2 separate regions of the Homo sapiens genome follow, and region 2 is linked to region 1. Evidence: chromatin loops called from intact Hi-C (ENCODE). Cell type or tissue: A673. All regions are shown on one strand. Links, peaks and the distances in the headings refer to the core of each region. The heading gives the core; the rest is flanking DNA.

The links. A loop is a pair of places that touch in the nucleus more often than their neighbours do. Peaks named below come from ENCODE experiments on the same cell type or tissue, not always from the same donor. Only the 100,000 strongest peaks of a DNase experiment are listed, where the experiment ranks them.
Region 2: it touches region 1 in a loop (3-fold over the local background); 5 of 110 quality-filtered maps call a loop at or near these places.

Annotation. Positions count from the first base shown.
Region 1 is chr9:129,958,438-129,974,101 of GRCh38, forward strand. FNBP1 (formin binding protein 1) reads right to left here. Exons shown (of 17, transcript NM_015033.3): 5 at 54-116. Among named protein-coding and RNA genes, the nearest start is that of FNBP1, 77 kb to the right of the region's middle. In A673, for the core only: no CTCF peak of the experiment used is centred there; DNase peaks (open chromatin) are centred at 4,794, 5,884, 6,664 and 7,424; H3K4me3 peaks cover 2,906 bases; H3K27ac peaks cover 5,000 bases.
Region 2 is chr9:129,896,656-129,912,319 of GRCh38, forward strand. It overlaps FNBP1 (formin binding protein 1), which reads right to left. Exons shown (of 17, transcript NM_015033.3): 12 at 12,235-12,344; 13 at 6,214-6,346; 14 at 3,771-3,892; 15 at 3,310-3,446. Among named protein-coding and RNA genes, the nearest start is that of MIR6855, 35 kb to the left of the region's middle. RefSeq lists an enhancer at 4,008-4,127 and a silencer at 13,895-14,189. In A673, for the core only: no CTCF peak of the experiment used is centred there; a DNase peak (open chromatin) is centred at 8,096; H3K27ac peaks cover 1,612 bases.

The sequences.
Region 1 (15,664 bases), core at 4,393-9,392:
AAAGAAAAAAAAATCTATAAAGCCGTTTCTTTTGCTGTGCATTGTTCACTTACAGATTCAAGCTGCTTCCAGCAAGTCTCGATGTGCTGCTGTGCTTTACGGCCATCGTGAAAGTTCTGCAAAGGGGAAAACACACTGGTGATTAGTACCCTCTGCTTCTCTTATGAACCCAGGAGGAAACATTTTCATCCACTTAAACAACATCTAAATATTGAACCTCTAGTATGTATGCTCCAAAGAAATTTAAGAGTTGAAAGGGGTAGCCGGGTGCGGTGGCTCACATCTGTAATCCCAGAACCCTGGGAGGCTGAGGAAGAAGAATCGCTTGAGCCAAGGAGTTCAAGACAGCCTGGGCAACACAGTGAGACCCCCCACTCTACAAAAAAATAGAAAAATTAGCTGGATGTGGTGGCACACACTGATAGTCCCAGCTACTCTGGAGGCTGAGGTGGGAGGATCACCTAAGTCCAGGGAGGTTGACACTGCCACATTGAGCTGTGATTGCACCACTGCACTCCAGCCTGGATGACACAGTGAAACTCTGCCTCAAAAAAAAAAAAAAAAAAAAAAGGAAAAGGGAATAAAAAGCTTAATGTGGAAACGAAAACAAGAATAGTCATCACAGATGAAACAAGTTTCACTTGGGGGGAAAAAAAGCAGTCACAGAGTTCCCTTTACAGCTTTAGGTACAACTGTATAAAATTTGAAGACAGGCCAGGCATGGTGGTGAGCACACCTGTAGTCAGTTACTTGGGAGGCTGAGGTTGGAAGCTCACCTAAGCCTGGGAGGTTGAGGCCGCAGTGAGCCGTGATCGTGCCACTGCACTCCAGCCTGAGTGACAGAATGAGACCCCATCTCAAAAAAATAAAATAGGCTGGACGGTGGCTCACACCTGTAATCCCAGCACTTTGGGAGGCTGAAGTGGGTGGATCATGAGGTCAGGAGTTCAAGACCAGCCTGGCCAATATGGTGAAACCCCATCTCTACTAAAAAGACAAAAATCAGCCAGGCGTGGTGGTGCGTGCCTGTAATCCCAGCTACTTGGGAGGCTGAGGCAGGAGAATTGCTTGAACCTGGGAGGCAGAGGTTGCAGTGAGCTGAGATCGTGCTAATGCACTCCAGCTCTGGGCAACAGAGCAAGACTCGGTCTCAAAAAATAAAAAAATAAAATAAAATTTGAAGACATATATGCCACTTGGAAAAACGACAGGAATGTTTTAAGACAGCGATCGCTTCATCTTTTTTAACTGCTTTGAGATATGATTCAGATATGATCTGATTTACCATTTAAACTAAGCAATTCACAAAACTGTACAACCATCACCACGACCAATTTTAGAATATTTTTATCACCCCTAAAAGAAACCTGTACCCACTAGCCGTCACCCTCCATCTTCCTCAGCCCTAGGGAGCCTGTTTCTGTCTGTGGATTTGTTTATTCTGGCTGTTTCCTATGAATGGAGACATGGTCTGAGGCCTTTGGTAACTGGGATGTGTTCATTATCTCCTCATATCCACTTCGCATGATTTCAAGGTCGACATTGTCACATGTATCAGTACTCCATTCTTTTTTATTGCCAAATGATTATTCCATCATGTGGCTATCCCACATTTTGTTTATCCATTCAACAGTTGATAGACATCAGAGTTGTTTCTAGGTTTGGGCTATTATGAAAAATGCGGCCAGGCCAGCACTTTGGGAGGCAGAGGTGGGCGGATCACGAGGTCAGGAGTTTGAGACTAGCCTGGCCAACATGGTGAAACCCTGTCTCTACTAAAAATACAAAAACTGGCCGGGCGTGGTGGCGTGGACCTGTAATCTCAGCTACTCCGGAGGCTTAGGCAGGATAATTGCTTAAAACCTAGGGGGCTGGAGGTTGCACTGCACTGAGCCGAGATCGCGCTGCTGTACTCCAGCCTGGGTGACAGATCAAGACTCCATCTCAAAAAAAAAAAAAAAAAAAAGAAAAAGAAAAAGAAAAAGAAAAAGAAAATTGCTGCTATAAACACTTGAGTAAGAGTTTTGAGTGTTTTGTGTGCATGGCTGTTTTCATTATTAGATTATTTTAAATATAAAGATAAATTTCCCTCCTGGCCATCTGCAAAGGCCCTGAGGCAGGCTCTGGTGTGGTGTTAACCTGGCGGCCAGATCTGGAGGAGCCTCGGGGAGAATATCATATGAGGTCAGAGAAGAAAGAGGGAGTTGTATAGGGTCTTGTAGGCTTTTTTGCCTGAATGAACCAGAGTCGATGAGTAACTCTAAGATGTTGTGAAGGAAAGATTTCAGATGGTGGGAGGCTTTTGTAACAATCCTGGAGATTACTGCAACTTGGACAGGTTGTAGGTAGCGAGCAGTGCAGGTGGTGAGAGGGGTCAGGTTTTGGGCACCTTTTGATCACCCAAACTTCCAGGATTTTCTGGGAGATAAGATGAGATGTGCAATAATGAGCTGCCCAGGGTGACTCCGAGGTTGTCAGTCTGAGCTTTAGGAGAAGGAAGACTGAGAGAAGTGGGTCTGAGGAGGAAGATCATACACGTAGTTTCACATGTGTTAAGGCTGATATTTCTATGAGACTCCCAAGTAGAGAGACTAGCCGAGCGTGGTGGCTCATGCCTGTAATCCCATCACTTTGGGAGGCCAAGGTGGGCGAACCACCAAAGGTCAGGAGTTCTAGACCAGCCTGGGCAACATGGTGAAACCCCGTCTCTACTAAAAATACAAAAAGTAGCCAGGCATGGTGGCGCATGCCTGTAATCCCAGCTACTCGGGAGGCTGAGGCAGGAGAATCACTTGAACTGGGAGGCGGAGGTTGCGGTGAGCCGAGATAGTACCATTGTACTCCAGCCTGGGTGACAGATAGAGACTCCATCTCAAAAAAACCCCCGAAAAACAAACAAACAAACAAGTAGAGAGACTAATATGTACTTGGACTTGTGGATCTGAGCTTAGGGAGCGGTCTGTACTAAAGACCAGTTTGGGAGTCTTCAGTATAAAGTGGATAGTTAAAGCCAGGAGACCAAAGAAGACAAAGATCCCAAGGAAGGAAGTGCTAGAAATATGCAGAAATGTTAAGAGAATGGTGTCTTTTTTTTGTTCAGTGACCTAAAATCACCAGTTCCCTAAATCCTTTATATATTTTATTTTTTGAGACGGAGTCTTGTTCCGTTGCCCAGGCTGGAGGACAGTGGCGTGATCTCGGTTCACTGAGACCTCTGCCTCCCTGTGACCTCTGCCTCCCGGGTTCAAGTGATTCTCCTGCCTCAGCCTCCCTGGTAGCTGGGAATACAGGTGCGACCCACCACGCCCAGCTAATTTTTTGTATTTTTAGTAGAGACAGGGTTTCACCATGTTGGCCAGGCTGGTCTCGAACTCCCGGCCTCAAGTGATCCGCTTGCCTCGGCCTCCCAAAGTGCTGGGATTACAGGCGTGAGCCACCGTGCCCGGCCCCTAAATCTTTTAGTATCCTTCCACACTGTACCATCGCTGACTTGGTCAATGTCCTGCAAATTTCCCAGGTGCATTCTCCACCCTGTCTGGGTCCCCAGAGACTGACATGCAGGGATCTCATGAACCCTTGCCCTCTGGTTCTGATGAGATTTGCCACAAGGATGTTCTGAGTGATCAGAGGGCAGGAAACTGTACCTGCAGCTTCTCCTCACTGAGATGATACAGGTTGGCTGGGTCCTTGGACCAAAGGGCACAGCTCCAGTCAGGCAGTGCCCCGCATGCAGCTAACCTCAGAAGTTCCTCATCTGTGAAATTCCTGGAAGGCTCCTCCAGCCCTGTGAGGCCTGGGGGCAACATCAGCTCCCCACTGTGACTTGCTCCAGGGTACTGAACCATCCTCACTGCTTTTCCTAAACTCTATCCGCCACGTTGTAAATGCTCCTTTTAATAACCGACCTTCCTTCAATTACTGAGTTTGAATGTGCTGTCTGTTTTCTGGCTCACAAGGTAAGCATTGGTGTTAGGGGTGCACTGCAGAGAAGGTCAGGTGAAGGAAGGATAAAAACAAAGAGGTCCACTAGGTAGAGCCTCGGAGCTTTTCCCGTACCTCGTCAGAACCTAGGATTTAGCGGAGTCAGAAAATGGAGCTGACAACTGGAAAGGCTGGGAAGGCAGAGACAACATCAGATTTAGAACAGTGCTCCTTTATAAGGGAATGTTTTCTTGTCTCTCTTTTGAGGTCGAGTTTCACTGTTTTAAGCGCCTCTTTGCAGTCAGTTTTATCTATCCAGCAATTTTTTGGTCTCTGCAAACCCAGGGGGAGCCCCTTGGGGCTTCGTTTTTCAGCTCTTGTAATGGACATAAGGATAGAACAGAAAAGAAGGGATCCAGGCTGTGGGAGAATTAAGAAGTAGAGCCAAGGACAGGGTTAGGGAAACTCTGGACCTTAGTGGAGAACGTATAGAAAATACAAGCGGGTTTTCTGAAAGCCACGCTTTCAGGGAGGACCCCCCAGAGACCAGAGCGTCAATTTCAAACCATCTGGGCTCAACTGTGCCCTTTTTGGAAGGCACCTCTGGTCCTGAAAGTCTTTATCGGGTGACTTCTCTGCGAAGAGAAAGATCCCATTTCCTAAGCCGGAGCACCGAGTTACGCAGTTTGCTGAAGAGATGCAGCCGCTCCCAAAAGTTTTACTTTGAGATTCAAAGACAGGAACAAAAAGAGAAAACCCCAGCACCAATTCAGAGCTGTACTCGAGGTTGACGATCTATCTCTCCAGCACCTCTGAAAGTGAATGTTTTAACAAAGTGAAAGCTCCCTCCAGCTTGGGGCAATGCTGTGGGTGGAGACAGGAAATGCACAGAAGCCCAGCAGACAATGACAGGCATTGCCTGGGACATGTCACCTGACTTTCATATAAAATAAATCTCTGAAGACAAGAGTCTTAAAAAAAAAAGTCTTATTTTAAAAACACGAGGGATGATTTTGATTGAAAAATCCATAGAGTGGTTCCCTTGCCACTCCTTAGTGTAAATATATAATAAATATGCATTTGTGTTTAAGGCACGGTGTGCACCTTGAATTTACTGGTAAGTTATCTCTCATGAAGACTGCTCAGCCACACCTCTCCCCACATTATTAAACCACTACCTGAAAACTGCAATTATCATCGTACCATTTCATGGGGCTTAGGAGATTGTGGGTGATGCCCATCTTCCTTCCTTCCAGCCTTTTTTTTTTTTTTTTTTAAAAAAACAAGTCTCTGTCACCCATGCTGGAGTGCAGTGGCACAATCTCGGCTCACTGCAACTTCCGCCTCCTGGGTTCAAGCAATTCTCCTGCCTCAGCCTCCTGAGTAGCTGGGACTACAGGCATGCGCCACCACGCCCGGCTAATTTTTGTGTTTTTAGTAGAGACAGGGTTTCACCATGTTGGCCAGGCTATCCTCGAACCCCTGACCTCAAGTGATATGCCTGCCTCAGACTCCGAAAGTGCTGGGATTACAGGCATGAGCCACCATGCCCAGCCCCAGCCTTTTTCACAGTACCTGTCCCTCTATCATTTATTTGGCCATAACATACGAAAAACTATCCGTGCTGGGGGATCCTTCAGGAAATTAAGGGAGGGAACAAAAGCCCTCCTTTGTGCTCTGTGCCTACCATGACCTGAATAGCTGGGGTTTGTTTCTAGCTCTATCTTCGCTGCTTTCACCGGAAAAGCTATTTTAACAGTTACAAAGTTAAACAAATAAACCAGCTTTGCCAGATGTATTTGTTGTTTACCAACAATGGCCGAACATTTCTTTTCTGGACAGTGAGCAAGTGTGTGTCTAAAAAGTGTGCCTGCAAGCACTAAAGAAGGAGGAATTGTTCTCCGGACAAAGATAAAAAGTGCTTCTTTTGGAGCCATAGAATGAAGTCATCACAGCTCCTTTCTCTCCTATCAGAAAAGAGACAGGAAATGCCATCTCTAGAGACCCAGAGAAATGCTTCTTACTTTCTGCTGTCATAAGATGCTTTTAGTTTCTTTTAAAACATAATAATAAGCTAAAACAAACAAACAAACAAAAAAACCCAAACCCTAATAGTTTCTGGGGTGACAGCTACACTTACTTATTTCAACTTTTTAGTTGAAATAAAAGTCTACACAGATCAAATCACCCTTCAAATTTTTTAAAGAAATTTCCCAGTGAACAGAGGTGGCTGAGATTAAAAAAAAAAAAAAATCACAGAGAATCTAAAATAAGCAAGCATTAACTTTAAGAAAAACGACAATGGCAAAGCTTTTGAGACAATTTTACTGAACTGCAAGAAATCACAGACAGAACAGACAAACTCACACAAATGCTATGAGAATGTTTAGTATTCACACTGCAATTAGGTACAACAGCTGCTCATTTTTGCTATTTATATAGATATTAAACCATTAACAGTTAAAAGAGCAAAATATGGCACTGATGTGAGAACAGCCCTTTCAAAAAAAAAAAAGTAGAAAAAAACATAAGAATAAACACTCAACTGAGAACAGTCAACCATCTGGAATTTTAAATAAAACTCAGATTCCACAGATGCAAACAAAGAAACAAAAAGACTTGAAAAGGGCAAAGAAAGAGGGAGCTTCCAGCAAACATGCCTGTGACAAATCCTGTTTCCTCTAAACTCACAGCGTAGTAGTGGGTTTGAACAGGAGCAGCTTCCAAGTCTGAATCAGGACTCCCAGTTTTAATTGAGCTAGAACTCTAAGCGGCGTGGATATTTCTATGGACCATGTGGCGTAATGGCAAAACGCCTTAGTCCTGTTCAAGTGGGTATGTCGTACCCCACTTAAAACCCAAACCAGAAACCAGAAACGTTCACTAAGGGACACACATTCTATTTTTACTTAGCAAGGCTTATTTTTCCAAGTTTATCCATAGTAAAAATACCTTCTTAATGAACGTGTTCGAAGTTTTCTAAATGCCTACCTCTCAGAGGCATGCTCAGTTGCTTGACTTTACCCGTAACACTGAGCAGCATGAGGCAATGGGCCAGGGTCAGGCCTAAGCAGCAGCATTTTCCCTCCCTCCTTCTCTGGCTACTCCTCTGCTCACTGTTCCTCGGTTATTCTCACCCAGAAGGCTCCACATGCAGCAATGATCTTTTATCTGTTTTTCAAAGCAATCCTGTCTTCACATTCCTTGAAATTCGCATCCCTAGGCCGCAATCCCAGTACTTTGAGAGGCCGAGGCAGGGGGATCGCTTGAGGCCAGGAGTTTGAGACCAGCCTGGGTAACATGGTGAAACCCCATCTCTCTTAAAACACACACACACACGCGCGCGCGCGCACACACACACACACATAGAAAGAAAAAGAAAAGAAGAAAGGGAAGGAAGTGAAGGAAGGGAGGGAAGGGAGGGAAGGAGGGAGGGAGGGGGGAAGGAGGGAGGGAGGGAGGAAGGAAGGAAGGAAGGAAGGAAGGAAGGAAGGAAGGAAATCAATCAAGAAATCTTAATTCCTCTCATGGAATGGCTCATTTTCTTGCCTGATCCCTTCTGAGGATATAAAGCTGTTACTTGCAGCATCTGATACAGAGAATCTCCCATCAATAAGATTTTTAGATAGAGTGCCAGGGTGATCATCCCATGCTCACTGACATGCCCACTTGTGAACAGGGCTGCTCCAGGCACGAGGAAAGCTGTGTAAACAAAACAAAGTCCCCTGTCCCAGTGAAACTGAGTGGATCCAGAAGTAAGACAAACAGGGTAAAGGAATAAGGAGGGATGGGTGTAGGTGAAGGTAGCTATTTTAGACAAGGGCAGTCTGGGATGACATTTGAGTAGAGACTTGCATAAAACGTGGGAGTGAACTTACAAGGGTCTGAGGAATACCCTCCAAGCCGCAGGCAGAGCAAGTGCAGATGCTCTGAGTGTGAAGGGGCTTGCCCTGTTTGAGGAACAGCTGGATGCCAGTGCCACTAGACCAAGGTAAAGGGCACAGGGACGGAGGGCAGGCAGGGGCTTGACCATGGACAGCCTCACCAGCCACGGTAAGCATGTTGGAAGATTTAAGAAAGGAAGTGACAGCCGGATGCAGTGGCTCACGCCTGTAATCCCAGCACTTTGGGAGGTCGAGATGGGCGGATCATTTGAGGTCAGGAGTTCGAGACCAGCCTGGCCAACATGATGAAATGCCGTCTCTACTAAAAATACAAAAAAAATTAGCTGGGCATAGTGGCACACACCTGTAATCCCAGCTACTTGGGAGGCTGAGGCAGGAGAATTGCTTGAACCTGGGTGACGGAGGTTGCAGTGAGCTGAGATCGCACCACTGCATTCCAAGTCTGGGTGATGGAGCGAGACTCCGTCTAAACAACAACAACAACAACAACAACAACAACAAAAGAAAGGAAGTGACATGGCCTGATCTACATTATTTCAATGTCAAGCTGGCTGCTGCAGGGGGAGGCTGTTACACTTGCACTCTCTCTAAGGGAGAGCTGGTGGTGGCTCTGACATGGAGATGGACAGTTGGACCACTGGCCACAGGGTAAGCATGGAAGCAGAGAAATGAATTAGGAGGCTCAGCAGAGTCCTCTAGATGAGAGATAATGAGGCACAGGACTGGGGTAGATGTGGAAGAGGGGTGAGAAGTGCTTGGACTCAGAACATTTACTGAAGGCAGAGCCAGCTAGACTTGTTAACAGATAAGAGATGGTGTGTAAGAGAAAAGAGAAAAGCTCTGGGTGACTATGTGTTTGGCCAGAGCACCTGAGTGTAAGAAAAGGTGTCCCATTTATTGAGAACTGGAGGGAGTGCAGACTGGAATGGAACATGGATAAGGACTTTGGGGGATCAGAAGTTGGTTTTGGGGCCGGGAGCGGTGGCTCACGCCTGTGATCCCAGCACTATGGGAGGCAAAGGCAGGCAGATCAGCTGAGGACAGGACTCCGGGATCAGCCTGGCCAATATGGCAAAATCCCGTCTCTATTAAAAATACAAAAATTAGCCAGGCGTGGTGGCGGGTGCCTGTAATCCCAGCTACTTGGGAGGCTGAGGCAGGAGAATGGCTTGAACCGGGAGGCGGAACTTGCAGAGAGCCGAGATAGCGCCACTGCACTCCAGACTGGTGACAGAGTGAGACTCCGTCTCAGAAAAAAAAAAAGTTTGTTTTGGGGTGGGCTAACAGGGTCACTGCACTACACCACTCTGGAGCCATCATTCACACTTGCTGGACTCCAGTCCTCTGCTGACAAAGGTGCAATGGTGATGCTGTATTAGGCATCTAAGGAGAGATGTCAAACAGGTGGCCGAACAAGAATCATGTGAGATACGAAATGTGAGTCAAGTAATTCTCACAATTCCCAGAAGAAAAGGAAATCATTAATTCTAGCTTGCAAAGGAGAAACACAAAATCCAAGATCACATTTCAAGCCCATGAAATGAAGAAAAGAATTTGAGTGTCCTGTTTACTAAGTATGTTATCCCATGAATGATAAAATTTAAAAAGAAATTTTTTTTTGAGATTGGGGGGTGGATCTCACTATGTTGTCCAGGCTGGTCTTGAACTCCCCGGCCCTGAGCAATCTTCCTGCCTCAGCCTTTCAGGTAGCTGGAAAACTTTTTTTTTTTTTTTGGCGGGGGGGTCACCAGACCAGTGGTTTTGCAGGTGAAACAACCACAGTGGTGAAAGGGCCCACTTTTAATGAACAGAATGCCACTTTTACATGTTCTTTCAAAACAAAGAAGATGGCTGGGCATGGTGGCTCATGCCTGTAATCCCAGCACTTTGGGAGGCCGAGGCAGGCAGATCACCTGAGGTCAGGAGTTTGAGACCAGCCTAGTCAACATGGTGAAACCTCGTCTGTACTAAAAATACAAAAATTAGCTAGGTGTGGTGGCAGGCGCCTGTAATCCCAGCTATGGGGGAGGCTGAGGCAGGAAAATTGCTTGACCCTGGGAGGCAGAGGTTGCAGTGAGCCGAGATTGCACCATTGCACTCCAGCCTGGGCAACAAGAGCAAAACTCCGTCTCAAAAAAAAAAAAAAAAAAAAAATCAGAAATGGACTTGTAAGTAGCTAGATTATATACATAAACTCCTTTTAGTTTTTGCTTTCCTTCATGCTAAGCTTTACCTATTTGCTGTCATCTCTTATAACAACATTTTGTTTTCCTAAATGTATTGGAGTCAGTCCATGCTGCAGAACTGGCTTATAGGAAATTAAGCCCCTTCATAAGATCCATAAATAGGACCTATTGAATATCTAACTTTGAAAAGAATGTTATAGGTTTTAGTGCAGTATCCATTTTCAAACATTTCAGAAACCTCGCGAGTAGTTTTAAATGGTCAATTCTAAGTAATGTGGAGTCTGTAAGCATACAGGTCTGAGGTTTATAAACATTTTAGTGAGTCACTGAAAGTATTGTATAATTGTTTCCTCTAGAACTCTTCAGATAACTGCTGCCAAAAAGTGATTCTGCTTCTGGCCAACACTTTGTGAGTAATGAACCATATTTTCCACCTGCAGGGAGAAGTTTTCTTGGAATTCCAGAAAATGTTGGCAAGAACCTCCTGGTTCTCCTTCTGGAGCTATAAATCTTCACAAATTTCTCATATATGATTAGTGGTAATCGCTGTGGAAAAGCCCAGACGTACTCAAAGGCTGCAGCTACACCAAACAACCTCTAAAACTCTTTTCTTCAATAACTTGACTCAATGTTCAAAAGTTGCTGATAAGAGTACATTTACAGTAGTTCTTATGGAGGAATATATGTGTTATCAACTCTGAATTACCCACATCTCAGATAAGCTAATTCCACACCCATGTTGATCATTTCAGTGACATTTGGAAATCTATCTATAAGTCTGTAAATCTATTGATAATTCTATCTGTAATTCTACTATAATTATCTGAACATAAATTATCAGAGTTTTATCAAGAACCATAAATCATGTATGTTTAATCATGTATGCTTTGACCTCACAGTCTCACTTCTGGGAATTTAGTTTGGGGAAGTAATCTCAGCCCACACACAATGCAAACAGCTTTGGAAGTAAAGAGTTTACTGCTGTATTGTTTACACAACTAACTAAGTAAATGAGTCAAAAACTGGTAATACCCTATAAATCAAACAATACACAATTAGGCAAATTATAACTTTGTTAGAACAATGCACAGCTACTAAAATTCCAAATATTTTTCTTTCTTTTTTAATATCTCTTCCAATAACTTTGAAAAAATTCCAATTATTTAAACTACACTTTTGGCCAGGCACAACGGCTCACTCCTATAATCCCAGCACTTTGAAAGGCCGACGCGGGAAGATTGCTTGAGCCCAGGAGTTCAAGACCAGCCTGGGCAACATAGCCAGCCCTATCCCTAAAAAAAATTAAAAAAAAATTTTTTTTTAAATCTAAAAACAAAAACGTATACTTTTTGAGGTAGAAACATGGAAAATGCTTACAATATTAAATGGAGAATCAAGAAGAATATAAATTATAGCTATAGTAGGATTAATATTCCTAACTTTTTTTTTTTTTTTTTGAGGTGGAGTCTCACTCTGTGGCCCAGGCTGGAGTGCAGTGGCGCGATCTCGGCTCCTTGCAAGTTCCGCTTCCCAGGTTCACGCCATTCTCCTGCCTCAGCCTCCTGAGTAGCTGGGACTACAGGCACCTCCCACCACGCCTGGCTAAGTTTTTGGGTTTGTTTTTTTTTTGTATTTTTAGTAGAGACAGGGTTTCACCATATTAGCTAAGATGGTCTCGATCTCCCGACCTCATGATCCCCCTACCTCGGCCTCCCAAAGTGCTAGGATTACAGGCGTGAGCCACTGCGCCTGGCCTTTTATTTTATTATTTTTTTTAGACTGAGTCCTGTCTGTCACCCAGGCTGGAGTGCAGTGGCGCGTTCTCGGCTCACTGCAACCTCTGCCTCCTGCATTCAAGCAATTCTCCTGCCTCAGCCTCCCGAGTAGCTGGGATTGCAGACATGCACAACCAAGCCCAGCTAATTTTTGTATTTTTAGTGGAGACGGGGTTTCACCATGTTGGCCAGGCTGGTCTCAAACTCGCCACCTCAAGCAATCCACCCGCCTTGGCCTCCCAAAGTGCTGGGATTACAGGCATAAGACACTGCGCCCAGCCAATATTCTTAAATGTTATACATATCTGCAAATGATATCAGGAAGAAAGCTTTGAAAAATGAGGATTTTTGATTTATAAGGGATTGTGAGATTTTGTCCTTTAATTCCGTTTTAGTAATATTCTTTTTATATGCACCCCAAGGACTGGCCACTGATTCCATTATGTCTAAAGAGATGGCGAACATCTCACTGAAAATGCAATTGCCCTAAGTGGAACCCACTAGGTGAAGAAGCTATAGGACCTCCTTGTCCAGGGCTTCCAGGACTGCTCATGTTTTCCTAAAGAGACAGATGCAGGCTCAGATGTCAGGCAAGGAAGAACCTAAACTGCTAAGTTCTTGCAGGGGAGAAAGGTTCTCTTTTTAGTGAATCTGCTTTTTGTTTTGTTTTGTTTTGTTTTGAGATGGAGTCTCACTCTGTCACCTACGCTTGAGTGCAGTGGTGCAATCTTGGCTCACTGCAACCTCCGCCTCCAGGTTCAAGCAATTCTCCTGCCTCAGCCTCCTGAGTAGCTGGGATTACAGGCGCACACCACCACACCCAGCTAATTTTTTTTTTTTCTATTTTTAGTAGAGACAGGGTTTCACCACGTTGGTCAGGCTGGTCTGGAACTCCTGACCTTTTGATATGCCCACCTCCGCCTCCCAAAGTTCTGGGATTACAGGTGTGAGCCACCGCGCCTGGCCGTGAATCTGCATTTTTTAAAAACCAACATTTTCACCAAAATGAGCCTACAGTTTTGTTCATCAGGAAAAACAATGGATATTCATAACATTAAAATGAACTGCGTTGTGATACAAAAATACAGTATATGTGCAGAATAAAAAGCATCTTTTCTCCTAGATACTTAAGTAGAAGTAGTAATCCTATTTTACAGTTAGATTTTTGTTTTTTGTTTTTTTTTAAGACAGAGTCTCACTCTGTCACTCAGGCTGGAGTGCAGTGGTGCGATCTCAGCTCACTGCAACTTCTGCCTTTTGGAATCAAATGATTCTCCTGCCTCAGCCTCCAGAGTAGCTGGGACTACAGGCACATGCCACCACGCCTGGTTAATTTTTGTATTTTTAGCAGAGACAGGGTTTCACCATGTCGGCCAGGCTGGTCTCAAACTCCTGACCTCAGGTGATCCACCTGCCTTGGCCTCCCAAAGTGCTGGGATTACAGGCGTGAGCCACTGTGCCCATCCTACAGTTAGATTTGAAGACTTAAAGATCAAACAGCTGGTAGGGCTACAAAGGCAAGAATGCCGTACAACAAAAAGGAAGGAAACATCGTCTTTGCACAGAGAGCCATTTTTCATCACGCTTACCCTTGTCAGAGATTCATCCATTTAAACACAGCAAAATGTAGATAAAAAGTAATTTTCAACCAGTATTGTCCACTGAACTTGGACATTCTTTCTATATGCAGTAATGAGATCCAGCACTAATCCTGTAAATTCAAAATCATCCCTTTGGGCAGCCAGGATTCTGCCGCTGTATCAAATGGCCCAATCTGTACTGTGCTGATGGTTAAGGATGGTACTTAAGTAAGGCATTATTTCTAGTCAGCCACGAAAAATAGTAGCTGGGTCTAAAATGTTAAAAGCAGCTTCTTGTTTCCTATGCCATCAACCAATTCCACATTTTATTTATTTATTTATTTTTCGAGATGGAGTCTTGCTCGGTCGCCCAGGCTAGAGTGCAGTGGCACAATCTCAGCTCACTGCAACCTCTGCCTCCCGGGTTCAAGCGATTCTCCTGCCTCAGCCTCCCAAGTAGCTGGGATTCCAGGTGCCTGCCACCACGCCCAGCTAATTTTTATATTTTTAGTAAAGATGGGGTTTCCCCATGTTGGCCAGGCTGGTTTCGAACTCCTGGTCTCAAGTGATCCACTCGCCTCGGCCTCCCAGAGTGCTGGGATTACCACTTCAAGTGAGCCACTGTGCCTGGCCCAATTACACATTTTTAGAAAGGTCATTTTAAAATCACTGAACAACTACCGTATGACACCTGCTCACAGAAGGCCTAAACATGCTCCGTTTTCTTTTTCTTTTTTTTTTTTTTGAGATGGAGTCTCACTCTGTCACCCAGGCTAAAGTGCAATGGCATGATCTCCGCTCACAGCAACCTCTGCCTCCCAGGTTCAAGTGATTCTCCTGCCTCAGCTTCCCGAGTAGCTAGGATTACAGGCACGCGCCACTGTGCCTGGATAGTTTTTGTATTTTTAGTAGAGACAGGGTTTCGCCATGTTGGCAAGGCTGGTCTTCAACTCCTGGCCTCAGGTGATCTGCCCACCTTGGCCTCCCAATGTGCTGGGATTATAGGTGCTCCGTTTTCTGTAACAAGCCCTGATCGAGAAGCTCTGGGATGGAAATGAGATTCTGCATTAAGTAACAGAATGATTACAGCAAGAGAAACTGGATATGCAGCATCTATTTATCAGTATACTGGAACGTTGTGCTGGGAGGTTCATATTTGTCTTCTCATAATTGTCCCCACAACTTCCTAAGGTGGCTATAATCAGCCTCAGCTTACAGATTCCTAAGTGTATGCTCATAGAGTTTTCATAACCTGCCTAGGGCAGGGCTGCCAGGAATCCTGAGCAGGGTTGTTGGCTGGAAAGCTTGCATCCTTTCCTCTCGCTGCCCACCACCAAGCAGGGGGCTCCAGCTCTGTGAACACAGAACTTATGTGGCCTCTCCCTGTCTTTTAAGACAGACCTGAAGCATGCTGTCAGCCCCTCATCACAGCATAGTGGGAAGGCGACTGAGTCTGGCCTCAGAAAACCTGGATTTGAGCTCTAACTCTGTTATGCTGTGTGCGCCAATAATTAACCTCACCAGAAGACAGAAATGATAGCATTCCACTGTTGTTTTAAGAATCATCCTTACAATAAAATAGTGTTTACTAAGTCAAGTCAGGGTAGCCAAAAGTAAAAGCTCTAAAGGAGAAATGTTGGTTATTACGAGAAGGTCTTAAATAGCTCCTTTTCTTCTTTTCTTTTCTGTTTTTTGTTTGTTTGTTTGTTTTTTTGAGACGGAGTCTCACTCTGTCGCCCAGGCTGGAGTGCAGTGGCGCGATCTCGGCTCACTGCAAGCTCCGCCTCCTGGGTTCACGCCATTCTCCTGCCTCAGCCTCCCAAGTAGCTGGGACTACAGGCGCCCGCCACCATGCCCGGCTAATTTTTTTTTTTTTTTTTTAGTAGAGACGGGTTTCACCATGTTGGCCAGGATGGTCTCGATCTCCTGACCTCATGATCCGCCTGCCTTGGCCTCCCAAAGTGCTGGGATTACAGGCATGAGCCACCGCGCCTGGCCTCTTCTTTTTTTTTCTTTTTTTTTTTGAGACAGGGTCTCACTCTGTCACCCAGGCTAGAGTGCAGTGGTGCCATCTCAGCTCACTGCAACCTCCGCCTCCCAGGTTCGAGCAATTCTTGTACCTCAGCCTCCTGAGTAGCTGGGATTACAGGCATGCACCATCATGCCCAGCTAATTTTTTAAAATGTATTTTATATTTTTAGTAGAGAAGGGGTTTCATCACGTTGCCAGGCTGGTCTCGAACTTCTGACCTCAAGTGATCTGCCCGCCTCAGCCTCCCAATTGCTGGGATTACAGGC
Region 2 (15,664 bases), core at 5,395-10,394, 61 kb before region 1:
TGTTGTTTGTTTGTTTTGAGACAGAGTCTTGCTCTGTTGCCCAGGCTGGAGTGTGATGCCACTTGTCCCGGGTTCAAGTGATTCTCCTGCCTCGGCCTCCCGAGTAGCTGAGATTACAGGCATGTGCCACCACGCCCGGCTAATTTTGTATTTTTAGTAGAGACGAGGTTTCACCATGTTGGTCAGGCTGGTCTTGAACTCCTGACCTCAGGTGATCCACCCGCCTCGGCCTCCCAAAGCGCTGGGATTACAGGCGTGAGCCACCACGCCCGGCCCAACTGCTCCTCTTTAAACACTGTCCTCACATATTGCTTCCATTCTGGTACTTTCTGCAGCCAAGATTCCACTTTTCCCACTGTCTGCAGCACACTGCCACCTAGACATGGCCCCAACACCTGAAACAACATAGATGAACCTGGATTCACTGTTCTTCCTCCTAACTATATCCTCCTGCTTTTCCACTTCCCTAGACCTCTCTGTCCTCCCAGGAATGCAACTCTGGGAGCCGTCTTGGATTTCCTCTCCTTTTTGTTCCTGGCTTTTGATCAGCCCCGAATATATGCAGTTTGTCAATGGCGGCATCTCTGTATCCATTCCTTGAACAAGGCCCCCAAGACCTTCTGCTAGGATCATTTCAAAGGCTGCCCACCACCCCCCAGTTTTCTGCAAGGCAAAGAGTTTAGGGAGCTGTTAACAGGGCAACAGGGTACGGTGGGGGATGGTTGGAATATGAAGTAAAACTGGGAACGTTTAAACTGGTACGTCTTTCTTATTTTGTCACAATGAACATTTAGTCTATTAAAGGCTCTGAAAAGTCCTGTAGTAAAGAAATCTGTAAAATTTATTTATCCCAGGGCTTCCCAAACTTACTTGAGCTCTGATTGCTAGTTTTAAAAATTTATTCATTATATTAAAATGCAACTTTTTCGTAATTTTATTTATTTATTTATTTATTTTTTAGAGAGGGTTTCACACTATCGCCTAGGCTGGAGTGCAGTGGTACGATCATAGCTCACTGTAGCCCTGAACTCTTGGCCTCAGCCTCCCAAAGTGCTGGGATTACAGGTGTGAGCCACTGAGCCTGGCCTGAGAGCTTCTTTCATGGCCTCCTTATTAACGCTCTGCAGGACATCGTTTCAAGGTTCATTGGTTTAGAAACACTAAGCTAGTTTATCTTTTCTTTCTTTTTTTTGAGACAGAGTTGCCCTCTGTTGCCCATACTGGAGTACAATGGCACGATCTTGGCTCACTGCAACCTCTGCCTCCTGGGTTCAAGCAATTCTCATGCTTCAGCCTCCCGAGTAGCTGGGATTACAGGCGCCCGCCACCACGCCTCACTGATTTTTGTATTTTTAGTAGAGACGGGGTTTCATCATGTTGGGCAGGCTGGTCTAGAACTCCTGACCTCAGGTGATCTGCCTGCCTCAGCCTCCCAAAGTTCTAGGATTACAGGCGTGAGCCACCATGCCCGGCCTGGGCTAGTCTTTCTAACCATCCTCCATGTCTTCCAGTGGATCCTACACATCTGACGATGACTTTCCTAAGGTACAGCTCTGACTGCATCGACACCCTGCTAGGGGACCTCCCATAGCTCCTCAATGTTTGCCACATAAAACCCAGATGTTTCCCTACCTCGCCCCCATTGGCACTTCCCACTCTTTAGTGCCACATTTCACTATTAGGACTTAAGACATCTAAGCTCCAGCCACACCACACCCATTTCTGGCCACACCCCCCATGCCATGGCAAGTTCTCCAAACTTCCTTAAGGAAGCGACCTCATTCTCCCCTGTCCTCCCCGTTCCTCTGTATCCCTCTTCTGGCAAACACTGCAAACTGCCTGCTTTTTTTTTTTGAGAGGGAGTCTTGCTCTGTTGCCAGGCTGGAGTAAAGTGGCACGACCTCGGCTCACTGCCACCTCCGACTCCTGGTTTAAGTGAGTCTCCTGCTTCAGCCTCCCAAGTAGCTGGAATTACAGGCATGCGCTACCACGCTTAGCTGATTTTTGTATTTTTAGTAGAGATGGGGTTTCACCATGTTGGCCAGGATGGTCTCGATCTCCTGACCTCACGATCCGCCTGCCTCGGCCTCCCAAAGTGCTGGGATTACAGGCGTGAGCCACTGCACCCAGCCGCTGCTTGCTCCTTAAGTGTGTCTGCCTGATTTCCCTCTGGGCAGGTGCCATATCATACGACCTGCATCCCCCCACTTCATGGGCCTTTACAAGACAGGAGCGCTATAGATACTAGATATTAAATGAATGGATGAAATGATCATCCTCCCTATCGTCTGCTGCAGTGAAGCAAGCTCTCTGGAAGCTGTTAAGTTATACGAACCAAAAGTCAAAATATACAACCAAATAATAATCATACCATGAGTAGGATAAAAGCATAGTAGAGAAGGATCTGGAAGGCTGCTGCTGCAGCTTTTTTTTTTTTTTTGAGACAGAGTCTCGTTCTGTCACCCAGGCTGGAGTACAGTGGCGCTATCTCAGCTCACTGCAACCTCCGCCTCCCGGGTTCAAGTGATTCTCGTGCCTCAGCCTCCCGAGCAGCTGGGATTACAGGCGCCTGCCAGCATGCCCAGCCAGTTTTTGTATTTTTAGTAGAGATGGGATTTCACCATGTTGGCGAGGCTGGTCTTGAACTCCTGGCCTCAAGTGACCTGCCCGCCTCAGCCTCCCAAAGTTCTAGGATTACAGGTGTGAGCCACCATGCCCGGCCAGATCTGGAAGGCTTCTAAAGAAAGTTCTGGTCACAGAAAGAGAAGAGTGTGGCTAGGCACAGTGGCTCACACCTGTGATCACAGCACTTTGGGAGGCTGAGGCAGGAGTACTGCTTGAATCCAGGAGTTCAACACCAGCCTGGGCAACATAGTGAGACCCTGTCTCTACTGAAAAGTACAAAAAGTACAAAAGTACAAAAATGAGCCGGACATGGTGGTGCTTGCCTGTAGTCCCAGCTACTCAGGAGGCTGAGGTTGGAGGATCACTTGAGCCCAGGAGGTCAAGGCTGCAGTGAGCCATGATTGCACCACTGCACTCTAACTTGGGCAAGAGAGCGAGACCCTGTATGAAAAAAAGGAAGGAAGGAAGGAAGGGAAGGAAGGGAAGGAAGGGAAGGGAGGGAAGGGAAGGGAAGGAAGGAAGGGGAAGGGGAAGGGGAAGGGGAAGGGAAGGTAGGAAGGAAGGAAGGAAGGACAAAGGAATAAAAATGATCAGAAGGAAGGAAGGAAGGAAAAGTGAAAGAAGAGTAACTCAGATATTATGGTTTATAAAAGGCAGGGGAATCCAGCAGACATGAAATGTCACCTTCAAATGTGTAGAGAGCTTTGCACGTCCCTATGGCAGGGAGGGGCTCCTCATCATCAAACTCGTCGTCAAAATCCGTGGCCAGCACCTTCATCTCACTCTCCTGACTCTGCTCCTCTGTGTAACTGCCATCTGGGCTGCTCAAGAAAGGAAAACACAAAGCAACTAAAGCGACTGACCCCAGGGAGGACTCAGATTGAGTCCCTGCGACTGGAGAGCACTTGCAACCCCGCCCCTCAGCGAGTGCTGTAACTGAGGCCATGGTAAATCATCGCACGCTCAGATCACCCATCCCATGTGGAATTATAAATCTGCATCATGGAAAAAGTGACAGGTCAATCGCAACAGACATTTTGGCATTGAACAAGTGCCTTATGGTCATTCCAGATTCCAAAATTTAGAAATAAATACAAAGCCAACAGGCTCCCTTGCCAGAGGCAGGCGCTGTGCAGATACTGTACCTCTCACGGTCCTGGGCGCAGTTGTTGACTGTGGGTGGGTTCTGGCTGTCGTACAGTCCGCTCTGCCGGCGCGCCTGCTCGCTGCGTGCTGGGAGCCGGCCTTCAACCTCAGCCAGCCAGGCCTGGAGACAAAAGCAATGAGAGACTCCAACCTAAGGCCATCTGAGGGTCAGCCCAGAGTGTCCTAAGGTCCCAAAGGCCATCTGAGGGCCAGCCCGGAGCATCCTAAGGTCCCAAACTCAGGGGCTACTCTTGGCCATTTAACCCAATGTGAGGAAGTCCACGTGGGGGCAGAATGGCCACGTTTTCTGCCTTCGACTGTTCAAATGTACTGAAGGACGGTTGCTTCCATTTCACCCGAAGTTGGAGACATAGAAACAAACTCATATTTATGTGGTTGCCCACGATGGGGCAGAAAGCACACTGGACTATGCTATCCCCTTGGGCTTTTAAGCAGCAGTGCAGTCTTGGATAAGTCACTTCTAGTTCCTTCTTGACCATGAGGTCGCCCTGTGATACCTGAAGGTACAGCCATGCTTAAAGCAGTGACTCAGTTTGAAAGCCACACTTCCTATTTTTTAGGAGTGTAACTTTTTTTTTTGATAGAAATGAAACTTGTACTTAAAAATTAAAGTAGATAAAATGACCTTCAGCATTTGAAACAGTATAAACAAGTCAAAGGAATAAAAATGACGAGAAGGCCGGGCGCGGTGGCCACACCTGTAATCCCAGCACTTTGGGAGGCCGAGGTGGGTGAATCACTTCAGGTTGGGAGTTTCAGACCAGCCTGGCCAACATGGTGAAACGCTGTCTCTACTAAGAGTACAAAAATTAGCTGGGGGTGGTGGTGAGCGCCTGTAATCCCAGCACTTTGGGAGAGGTGGGCAGATCACCTGAGGTCAGGAGTTCGAGACCAGCCTGGCCAACATGGTGAAACTCCATCTCCATTAAAAATACAAAAATTAGCTGGGCATGGTGGCACATGCCTGTAGTCCCAGCTACTCGGGAGGCTGAGGCACGAGAATCACTGGAACTCAGGAGGTGGAGGTTACAGTGAGTCGAGACTGCACCACTGCACTCCAGCTTGGGTGACAGAGCGAGACTCTGTCTCAAAAAAAAGAATAATAATAAGAAAAGGACCGTTCTAAGTTCTAAATGCTCAAATGAACATTAATGATGGATTCTGAAAAGAATGGAAAAAGCTGGCCAGGTGTGGTGGCTCACGCCTGTAATCCCAGCACTTTGGGAAGCCAAGGTGGGTGGAGCATCTGAGGTCAGGAGTTCGAGACCAGCCTGGCCAACATGGCAAAACCCTGTCTCTACCAAAAATACAAAAAGTAGCCGGGTGTGGTGGTACACACCTGTAGTCCCAGCTACTCAGGAGGCTGAGGCAGGAGAATCACTTGAACCTGGGAAGTGGAGGTCACACTGAGGTGAGATCACGCTACTACACTCCAGCCTGGGCAACAGGGCGAGACTTCATCTCAAAAAAAAGAATGAAAAAAGCCATAGTTGACCCTTCATTGCTGGAAACAATCTATTCTGACTGGTAGAATCGGTTGCTAATGTATTTTTCCATGCTCTGTAGTCTTTAAACGTGGTAGGGAGAGTGGGTTCAGGAGGCTTTTGTTGACAGCTTTTGAGTGCTCCTCTCCCTCCCTCAAGCTTTGATTATTTATGTTTCCTGCTTGTTTCTCCTTTGTGTTTGCTGCTGGTTCTCACACACACCCTTTCCATAATGGGCCTGCTGAGAGAACAATTGTATATTTCAGGGGATTTTTTTCATTGCTTCTTTGATTCACTGGGATAACGGATCGCTCTATACTCCCAATTTTATTACCATGAGATGAAGCAGAATAACTTAAAGTACAAAAAATACTGGCCAGGCACAGTGGCTCACAGTGGCTCACAGCTGTAATCCCAGCACTCTGGGAGGCCAAGGTGGGAGGATGGCTTAAGGCCAGGAGTTCAAGACCAGTCTGTGCAACAGAGCAAGACCTCAACTCTAAAACAAATAAAAAATTGAAAAATAAAAGTTAGCCAGGTATGGTGGCATGTGCCTGTAATCCCAGCTCCTCAAAGGCTGAGCCAAGGAGATCAAGGCTGCAGTGAGCTACAAGCATGCCACTGTACTCCAGCCTGGGCAACAAAGCAAAATCCTGTCTCTAAAATTAAAAAACAACCCCGCCAACCCCGCACCGTATACAGATACAACATTAAACATTGTCAGGTTTTACAGCCACGATTAAGATAGGCTATGATGAGTAGGAGAATGTTCAACGGCGAAGAGTGTATTTTTCCTTTGACCATAACTCCTGAAACAGCCTGCCATTCCCACTGTGTACCTCCCAGTGAGAGGATCGTCAGGGCCCCACACCATTCTACACCGAGGAACACCTGTTCTTCGTTTCCAACAAAGCTTTCCACAACAGAAGTTTCATACCTCAAATTTCTGGGTCTCTACTCGCAGTTTCTCTATATTTTGGCTGACTTCTGCTAATTTGTGATCCAAACTGGCTGGGTCTCCCATCTGAGGATTCTTTAGGTAGACATCTTTCATTTTTGTTATGGCATCTCTGAAAGAAAGAACGAGTAGAATGCTGTAAAGGTTACTCCATTTTTTTTTTAGACAGTTTCACTCTTGTCACCCAGGCTGGAGTGCAATGGTGCGATCTCGGCTCACTGCAACGATCTTGGCTCACTGCAACCTTCACCTCCAGGGTTCAAGCAATTCTGCTGCCTCAGCCTCCAGAATAGCTGGGATTACAGGTGCATGCCACCACACCCACCTAATTTTTGTATTTTTAGTAGAGATGGGGTTTTGCCACGTTGGCCAGGCTGGTCTTGAACTCCTGACCTTAGGTGATCTGCCTGCCTCAGCCTCCTAAAGTGCTGGGATTATAGGCGTGAGCTACCGCACCACCCGGCAAAGGTTACTCTTATCAGCCAATATTCTACCACTTTGAAAGCCATATGAATGGAAACGTGGGAAGATTAGAGTATGGATAAGGGACTATTGGGCCAGCTTCCATTCTGGAAATTCTCTATAGGAATTCTGCTACCAATGGCTATAAATAAAGAAGCTGATTTTTCAATTTCAGTTCTCTTCTCTAATGGTTATCTCCTTATTGTCCCCAATAACTGAGAAGCATAAATTAATCCTGCCCTTCCCTTTGCCACACAGATAAAATAAATAAATAAATAAAAGCCAATACTTTAAAAATTTTTAATTAATTAATTTATTTTTGAGACCAGGTTATGAGACTGGCTAATTTTTGTATTTTTGGTAGAGACTGCGTTTTGCCATGTTGCCCAGGCTGGTCTTGAACTCCTGGCCTCAAGCAATCCACCTGCCTCGGCCTCCCAAAGTGCTGGGATTACAGGCATGAGCCACCGAATCTGGCTTCAAAACCCAAGTATTTCCAACATGGTGAAACCCCGTCTCTACTAAAATTACAAAAATTAGCCAGGCGTGATGGCATGTCCCCTTAATCCCAGCTACTTGGGAGGCTTAGGCAGGAGAATCACTTGAACCCAGGAGGTGGAGGTTGCAGTGAGCCGAGATCACGCCACTGCACTCCAGCCTGGGCGACAGAGCAAGACTCCATCTCAAACAAAACAAAACAAACAAACAAAAACCCCCAAATATTTCCACGTGTGCATTCTTCATGCAAACCAAAGCTACAGCTGGCATCCTGGGTCTCACGGGCTGCATGTGCTCACCTGACGAAGAAGCACAGTCAATTGCTTTGGAAATGTTAACACACACCCATTTCCACTGTTAAGAAACTGAATCCATAGTTGGTATCCACGACAGGTAAGTGACAGAGCCTTAAAGCTACACACTGTGGATCCCACATCCTTCCTGAAATCATGTCTGGAAGCAGCCCATGGTAGCCCGGGCAGGCATCCCTAGAGAAGTTTGGGGCATGTTTGGGTTGAAGACCAAAGAGCTCTACTAATTTTACCCTTGTTGCAGGGCACTTTTGGTAGGCTTCGAGTCATTAAAAATTTAGAGCAAATGACTGCCAGGGTTAAGGGCCAACTTTGATGAGTGTCAGCAAAAGAAAATCCAAAGCAGGCCATACAATACAATAGAAGGCCAAAAGACAAACCAAAAGATACATTCTGAGTCATGAGAAATAGTTTAACTAAAAATATAGAAATAACAGGAAGAGAGCTTCTACAAGTCCTCACCACCCTCCACCTAAGAGGCTGAGACCCACTTGGACTTCCAGCCGCTTTATCTTGTTTCTTTCCTCTCTTCCTTCCTTCCTATCTTCCTTATTTCCTTCCTGCCTTCTTTCCCACAGCATGCATCATTCATTATTATTATGCTTATTGTTCACTGTCTGTCTCCTCCTGTTACAATGGAAGCTCTTGGAGGAAGCTCTATGAGCTCAAGTTACATTGTTAACTTGATGGATCCCAAGTGTCGAAGCCATCCTTGGCACATAGTAGATGCTCAATGAATATTTGTTAAATAAATACATATTTAAATAAACATTTAAAAATCATGTTTATAAATAATTTTTAAACATTTTTAAATAATGTTAAATGTTCTTAAAAATGTTTAAATAAACATTTATTTATTTAACAAATAACAAACATGACAAGCCAAGTGTAATGTTGTCCACCCTTATGATGTCCTTTCCGAAACCCGTCTCGTCTCTTGACTTCATGGCCCACACCTCCCACTACCTCCCTATTTCTCAGCAAAAGCCCTCAACAGAGTTGTCTATATCCATTATCTTTAGCTTCTCTCCTCCCAGTCTTTCCTAATCAATCTTTCCACATGTTTATCAACTTTATTGATCTTTTTAAGGAAGAACTTTTGGATCTGTTGAATTGTGTGTGTGTGTGTGTGTGTATATATATATATATATATTTTGTTAATTATTTTTGAGATAGGGTCTTACTCTGTCGCCTAGGCTGGAATGCAGTGGTATGATCTTGGCTCACTGCACCCTCTGCCTCCCGGGTTCAAGCGACTCTCCTGCCTCAGCCTCCTGAGTAGCTGGGACTACAGGCGCCCCATCATGCCCAGCTAATTTTTGTATTTTTAGTAGAGACAGGGTTTTGCCATGTTGGCCAAGCTGGTCTTGAACTCCTGACCTCAGATGATCCACCCACCTCAGTCTCCAAAGTGCTGGGATTCCAGGCATGAGCCACCATGCCCAGCCGCTTCTATTTCCTTTGGGCTTAATTTGCTGTTCTTTTTCCGACTTCTTGAGATAGATCGTAAGTGAGGATCTAAGTGAGCTAAGGCTCAGTGATTTTTACCTCTGTTTTTAATATGCATTCAGAGCAATAAATCTCTCTATATGCGTGGCTTTAAGGACATCCCACAAACTATATATAGAATGTATGTTAAAGTTCAATTCTATTTCATATACTTTCTAATATCTACTATGATTTTTTGTTTAGTTTGTGGCTTATTTAGAGGCATATTTCTTTTTTTTTTTGTTTTTTTTTGAGACTGAGTTTTGCTCTTGTTGCCTAGGCTGGAATGTAATGGCGCGATCTCAGCTCACTGCAACCTCTGCCTCCTGGGTTCAAGCGACTCTCCTGCCTCATCCTCCCGAGTAGCTGGGATTACAGACATGCGCCACCACGCCTGGCTAATTTTGTATTTTTAGTAGAGATGGGGTTTCTTCATGTTGGTCAGGCTGGTGTTGAACTCCCGACCTCAGGTGATCTGCCTGCCTCAGCCTCCCAAAGTGCTGGGATTACAGGCATGAGCCACCGCGCCTGGCCAATTTCTTAATATTTGTTATTGGTATCCAGCTTAATTGCAGAATATAGATAATATAGCTTGAATGATACATTTCCTTTGATATTTATTGAGATTTGCTTTGTGAAACAAAGATATACTCAATTTTGAAAATGTTCTTATGTGGGCTTGAAAAGAGTGTTGATATGGTTTAGCTGTGCCCTGGCCCAAATCTCATCTTGAATTGTAGCTCCCATATCCCCATGTGTCATGGGAGGGACCCAGTGGGAAGTAATTGAATCATGGGGGCGGTTTTTCCCAGGCTGCTCTCGTAATAGTGAGTCTTATGAGCTCCAATGGTTTTATAAAGGGCAGTTCCCTTGCACAAGCTCTGCCGAATGCCACCATGTAAGACATGCCTTTGCTCCTCCTTTGCCTTCCGCCATGATTGTGAGGCCTCCCTATCCATGTGGAACTATGAGTCCATGAAACCTCTTTTTCTTTATAAATTACTCAGCCTCAAATATGTCTTTATTAGCAGCATGAGAATGGGCTAATACAGTGTGTGCCCTGCAGTTGTTAGATGTTTATGTATTAGGTCAATGTTACTAAATGTATAATTTAAGTCTTCTATACTAACTTTGAGCACTTTTTTTTTTTGAGACAGAGTCTCGCTCTGTTGCCAGGCTGGAGTGCAGCAGCACAGTCTTGGCTCACTGCAACCTCTGACTCCCTGGTTGAAGGGATTCTCCTGCCTCAGCCTCCCTAGTAGCTGGGATTACAGGCACACACCACCACTCCCAGCTAATTTTTGTATTTTTAGTAGAGATGGGGTTTCACCATGTTGGCCAGGATGGTCTCAATCTCCTGACCTCGTGATCCGCCCGCCTCCGCCTCCCAAAGTGCTGGGATTACAGGCGTGAGCCACTGCGCCTGGCCCAAGCACGTTTTTTTTTTTTCTTTCCTTTTATTCAGCCCAAAAGCCAGCCTTGTAACACCAGTTTCCTTTTGATTGGCCCTTGCATGGTATATCTTCTCTCCCATTTTTTTACTTCTACATTTCTAGAGCTTATAAGTTAGATGTGTCTTTTGTAGATAGCATACATTGCTTTGTGTATTGGGTTTTTAATTTTTTGGTCCATTCTGAGAATATCTTTTAATTGAAACACGTAGTTTGTTTACCTTTAACATATTGATTCATTTTATTTCGCAGACACTTATGTGCCAGGCACGGTTCCAAGCATGTTATGCACACTGACACATCAGCAGTAGTAACTGATAGAGCCAGATTTGACCCCAGGGTATCTGGAGTGCTTGGTATTTAACATCTATCATCCTACTTTGTGCTTTTTTCTTGGAGACGGGGTCTTGCTCTGTTGCCCAAGGTGGAATGCAGTGGTATACCTCTTGAGACAGATCCTTAGCTCTTGCTAGGAGTGAGGGTGTGTGTGTGTGTGTGTGTGTGTGTGTGTGTGTGTGTGTGTGTGTTATTTGACTGGCTTTTCCTACAGCTGTTTTAATGAATGCACCTTCCCCTCACAGAGGCCCTCCTCCTCTATGGCATCTCTGCTTTATGGCAAATGGGTTTTGATTTTTTTGTTTTGTTTTGAGACAGAGTCTCGCTCCATCACCCAGGCTGGAGTGCAGTGGCGCAATCTCGGCTCACTGCAAGCTCCGCCTCCCGGGTTCATGCCATTCTCCTGTCTCAGCCTCCCAAGTAGCTGGGACTATAGGCGCCCGCCACCATGCGAGCTAATTTTTTGTAATTTTAGTAGAGACAGGGTTTCACCGTGTTAGCCAGGATGGTCTCGATCTCCTGACCTTGTGATCTGCCCGCCTCGGCCTCCCAAAGTGCTGGGATTACAGGTGTGAGCCACTGTGCCCAGCTGGGTTTTGATTCTTAAGCAAACAGCTCACTGCAGCCTCCACCTCCCAGGCTAAAGCAATTCTCCCCACCTCAGCCTCCCAAGTAGCTGGGACTACAGGTGTGCCATCACACCCAGCTACTTTTGTTTATTTTTGTAGAGATGGGGTCTCACTATGTTGCCAAGGCTGGTCTCTCTCTCTTTTTTTTTTTTTTTTTGAGATAGGGTCTCACTCTGTTGCCCAGGCTGGAGTGCAGTGGCATGATCATAGCTCACTGCAGCCAGGACCTCCTGGGCTCAGGTGATCCTTCCACTTCAGCCTCCCAAATAGCTGGGACTACAGGTGCACACCATCATGCCTGGCTAGTTTTTTTCTTTTTTTTTTTTTTAGGGTTTTTGCTATGTTGCCTGGGCTGGTCTTGAACTCCCGGACTCAAGCGATCTTCCTGCCTCAGCCTCCCAAAGTGCTGGGATTACAGGTGTGAACCACCATGCCCAGCCTGAACTTGAATTTCTTTTCTTTTAATTTTTATTTTATTTTTAATTATTATTATTTTTTATTTTTTTGAGACAGAGGCTTGCTCTGTTGCCCAGGCTGGAGTGAAGTGGCATGATCTTGGCTCACTGCAACCTCTGCCTCCTGAGTTCAAGCAATTCTGCTGCCTCAGCCTCCTGAGTAACTGGGACTACAGACGTGTGCCACTGCACCTGGCTAGTTTTTATATTTTTAGTAGAGACGGGGTTTCACCATGTAGGCCAGGATGGTCTTGATCTCTTGACCTCAGGTGATCCACCCACCGCAGCCTCCCAAAGTGCTGGGATTACAGGTTGTGAGCCACTGCGCCTGGCCTTGAATTTCTTAATAAGTCATATTGATGCACTATACCTTTGATCCATCTCCTTCTGAATTTCTTTATTTAACTCATCGACTTTCTGCTGCAGCTTTTTCCTTCTTTGTTCAGGTGGGAGGTTGCTGAAATCCTCCGGTGTTGCACCCTGCAGACACAAATATAAATGAGAAACCAGAAAGCCCCAGGCTTTCCTTGAAAGAAGGCTGAAAGCAAAGCCTGCAGCCATGGGGGGTGCAGACATCTGCATGTGGCTTCATGAAATAGATTAAGCTCTTTCCCACTACACCCAGCCGAGATGCAAAAATCAATGCATGCAAACTGCATAAGTCCCATAAACCATTCCCAGTTCCATGGATGCTGGCCAGAATGCCCCAGAAAAAGCAGTGAGCAACGCTACAGTAAAGGAGAGTAAGAGATACTTCTGACTCTAGGGAGAATCCATGAAAAACACATTTTGAGACAGTCTTCTTCCTTTTCCTACCAAGTGTTACCATCAATGTCAGTGGCAACACTGAAGTGTTAATGAAATTTATGTTTCCTTAATACAAACCCCATCAACCACTGCACGCCTAGCTGCTGCCTTTTCCCTAGCGTGAGTATTCCTGCCAGTCTCTTCACACAGGCTGAGGCCAAAAGTCTCCACCCCTGTAAAGTGACAGATGGGACATCACATTCCTCAGAGAATGTGGGTGAAAAAGAACATTAAAAAAAAAAAATCTCTTCTCCTTACCCCATGCACACCTCCCTCTGCTGCCTCTAAAAGTCTAGTTACTTTTTTTTTTTCCTTGAGACAGAGTCTCACTCTGTTGCCCAGGCTGGAGTGCAGTGGTGCGATCTCAGCTCACTGCAACCTCTGCCACCCAGGTTCAAGCGATTCTCCTGCCTCAGCCTCCTAAGTAGCTGGGACTACAGGCATGTGCCACCACGCCCGGCTAATTTTCCACAGTCTCTAACTCTTGACTTCAGGTGATCTGCTCACCTTGGCCTCCCAAAGTGCTGGGATTACAGGCATGAGCCGCCGCGCCCAGCCTAGTGACTTCTTTTAGGCCTTTAGGAAGCCTCTCAGAGTTCAGAGAGAATGCCCTCCCTGACCTCAAAATCAGTTTTCCACAGTGTACGAAACTCATCTCCGCGGTTTTTAATCTGTCAGAAGAACTGCATTTTGATATCTTGATTCCCTTTTCAGAAGCAGCTGCTCTCTTTACACTGTGCATGAGCTTTAAGGAGAAAGTATCAACAGTTTCAGGCTTTGACATATGCTTACTTGTTAGAAAGCTCTGGCTAAATTGTGATGTCAAGTGCTTTTACTTAAGTGAGGCTATGTTCATAAAGAGAGAGAAATTTCGTGCTGGGCACGGTGGCTCATGCCTGTAATTCCAGCACTTTGGGAGGCCGAGGTGGGTGGATCATAAGGTCAGGAGTTTGAGACCAGCCTGGCCAACAATGTGAAACACCGTCTCTGCTAAAAATATAAAAAACTAGCTGGGCGTGGTGGCGAGCGCCTATAATCCCAGCTACTTGGGAGGCTGAGGCAGGAGAATTGCTTGAACCCGGGAAGCGGAGGTTGTAGTGAGCCGAGATCGTGCCGCTGTACTCCAGCCTGGGCGACAATGCGAGACTCCATCTCAAAAAAACAAAAAAAAAAAAAAAAGAGAGAGAGAAATTTCTTCAAATAACCAGGGATAAGCCAGGGCATTTAGAAAAGAGATTTTACTTTAAACCCTCAATTCTTTTGAAACAAGGGCAAGGCAGGCTTGGGGCAGGGTAGAAAGAGGAGACCCAGTTAATGTAATTCCAGAAGCAAGTTGCATTTGCCAAGCAGCTTACATGTGGGCTTATGACTGGGTTCCTAGGCTGATTATGATAAAATGCCAGGGTGATGTGCTGGGAAGTGTGTGATTCAGCAAATAGTTGACCACAAAAGGCCACGCAAAGACCTTTCAGCTAATGTTCTCAAAGACACACCCATCAGACACACTGACTGACTCTCTAATGTGTGTGTGTGTGTGTGTATGTGTGTGAGATAAGAGTTGAGTGAAACCAGAATGGAAGTGACTATTCCTAATAGCAAACCAAAGAAGTTTGACTCTAAATCTAAGATGAAGCAAAACTAACCTTTAATATAAAAATAAAGACTTGTTTTCCGTATACTATGGTGCTACAATATTTATTTGAAAACTGGATTATTCTGGATTATGGATTTCACCACGTTGGTCAGGCTGGTCTCGAACTCCCGACCTCAGGCGATCTGCCCACCTCGGCCTCCCAACGTCCTGGGATTACAGGAATGAGCCACCATGCGCGGCCTCTTGCTACAGTCTTTTGTTAAAATATCAGAGCACTTTCGACCTCAGAAAACAGAATCTCTCTATCTGACCTCCACGTGCCCTTCTTTCACCTGCCCAAGGCAGGATTCTGATTGTGGCCATATGATCCTCATTCAAGAGGCTTCATGAGGATCGTGCCCCATACCCTGAAGGAAGGAAGGCTGCACAGGGAGGCCAAGAAGAATCTGCACAGACAGGCCCTGCTGGGTGTCACTACCTGATCTATTAGGATGCGATCAGGCAGTTTCTGACCAATCTCATTTCCACATGGTTGTCCATGCTTCAATCATGTCTATCTGATGAAGTCTCATAAAAGGCCCAAGAGGACAGGGTTTTTGGGGAGATTCTTAGAGAGTGGCTGCCCGGGGAGGGCATGGATGCTCTGTGCCCCCTCCCCCACACCTTGCCCTAAGCATCTCTTCATCTGTATTTTTAATAATATCCTTTGTAATAAACCAGTAAATGTGGTGGCCAGGCGCAGTGGCTCACGCCTGTAATCCCAGCACTTTGGGAGGCTGAGGCAGGCAGATCAAAAGGTCAGGAGCTCGAAACCAGCCTGACCAACATAGAGAAACTCTGTCTCGACTAAAGACACAAAAAATTAGCCGAGTGTGGTAGCACCCGCCTGTAGTTCCAGCTACTTGAGAGGCTGAGGCAGGAGAATTGCTTGAACCTGGGAGGCGGAGGTTGTGGTGAGCCAAGATCACGCCATTACACTCCAGCCTGGGCGACGGGCGAGATTCTGTCTCAAAAAAAAAAAAAAAAACCCAAAAACAAACCAGTAAATATAAGTGTTTCCCTGAGTTCTGTGAGCTGCTCCTGCAAATTAATTGAACCCAAAGAGAGGGTCAGGGGAACCCCAACTTGAAGCTAGTCCATCAGAAGTCCTGGAAGCCTGGACTTGCGACTGGTGGGAAGGAGGGGGCAGTCCTTCAGGACTGAGCCCTCAACCCCCAGGATCAGCCACTATCTCCAGGTAGATAGCATCAGAATGGAATTGAATTAAAGGACACCCAGCTAGTGTCTGCTGCTTGATATATAGCGGAAGCCTCCACATATTTGGTCACAGAAATCTTCTCTGTTGATTGTCATAGTGGAACAGCAGAGGAAAAACGGTTTGAGTTTTATCAAATGAGCA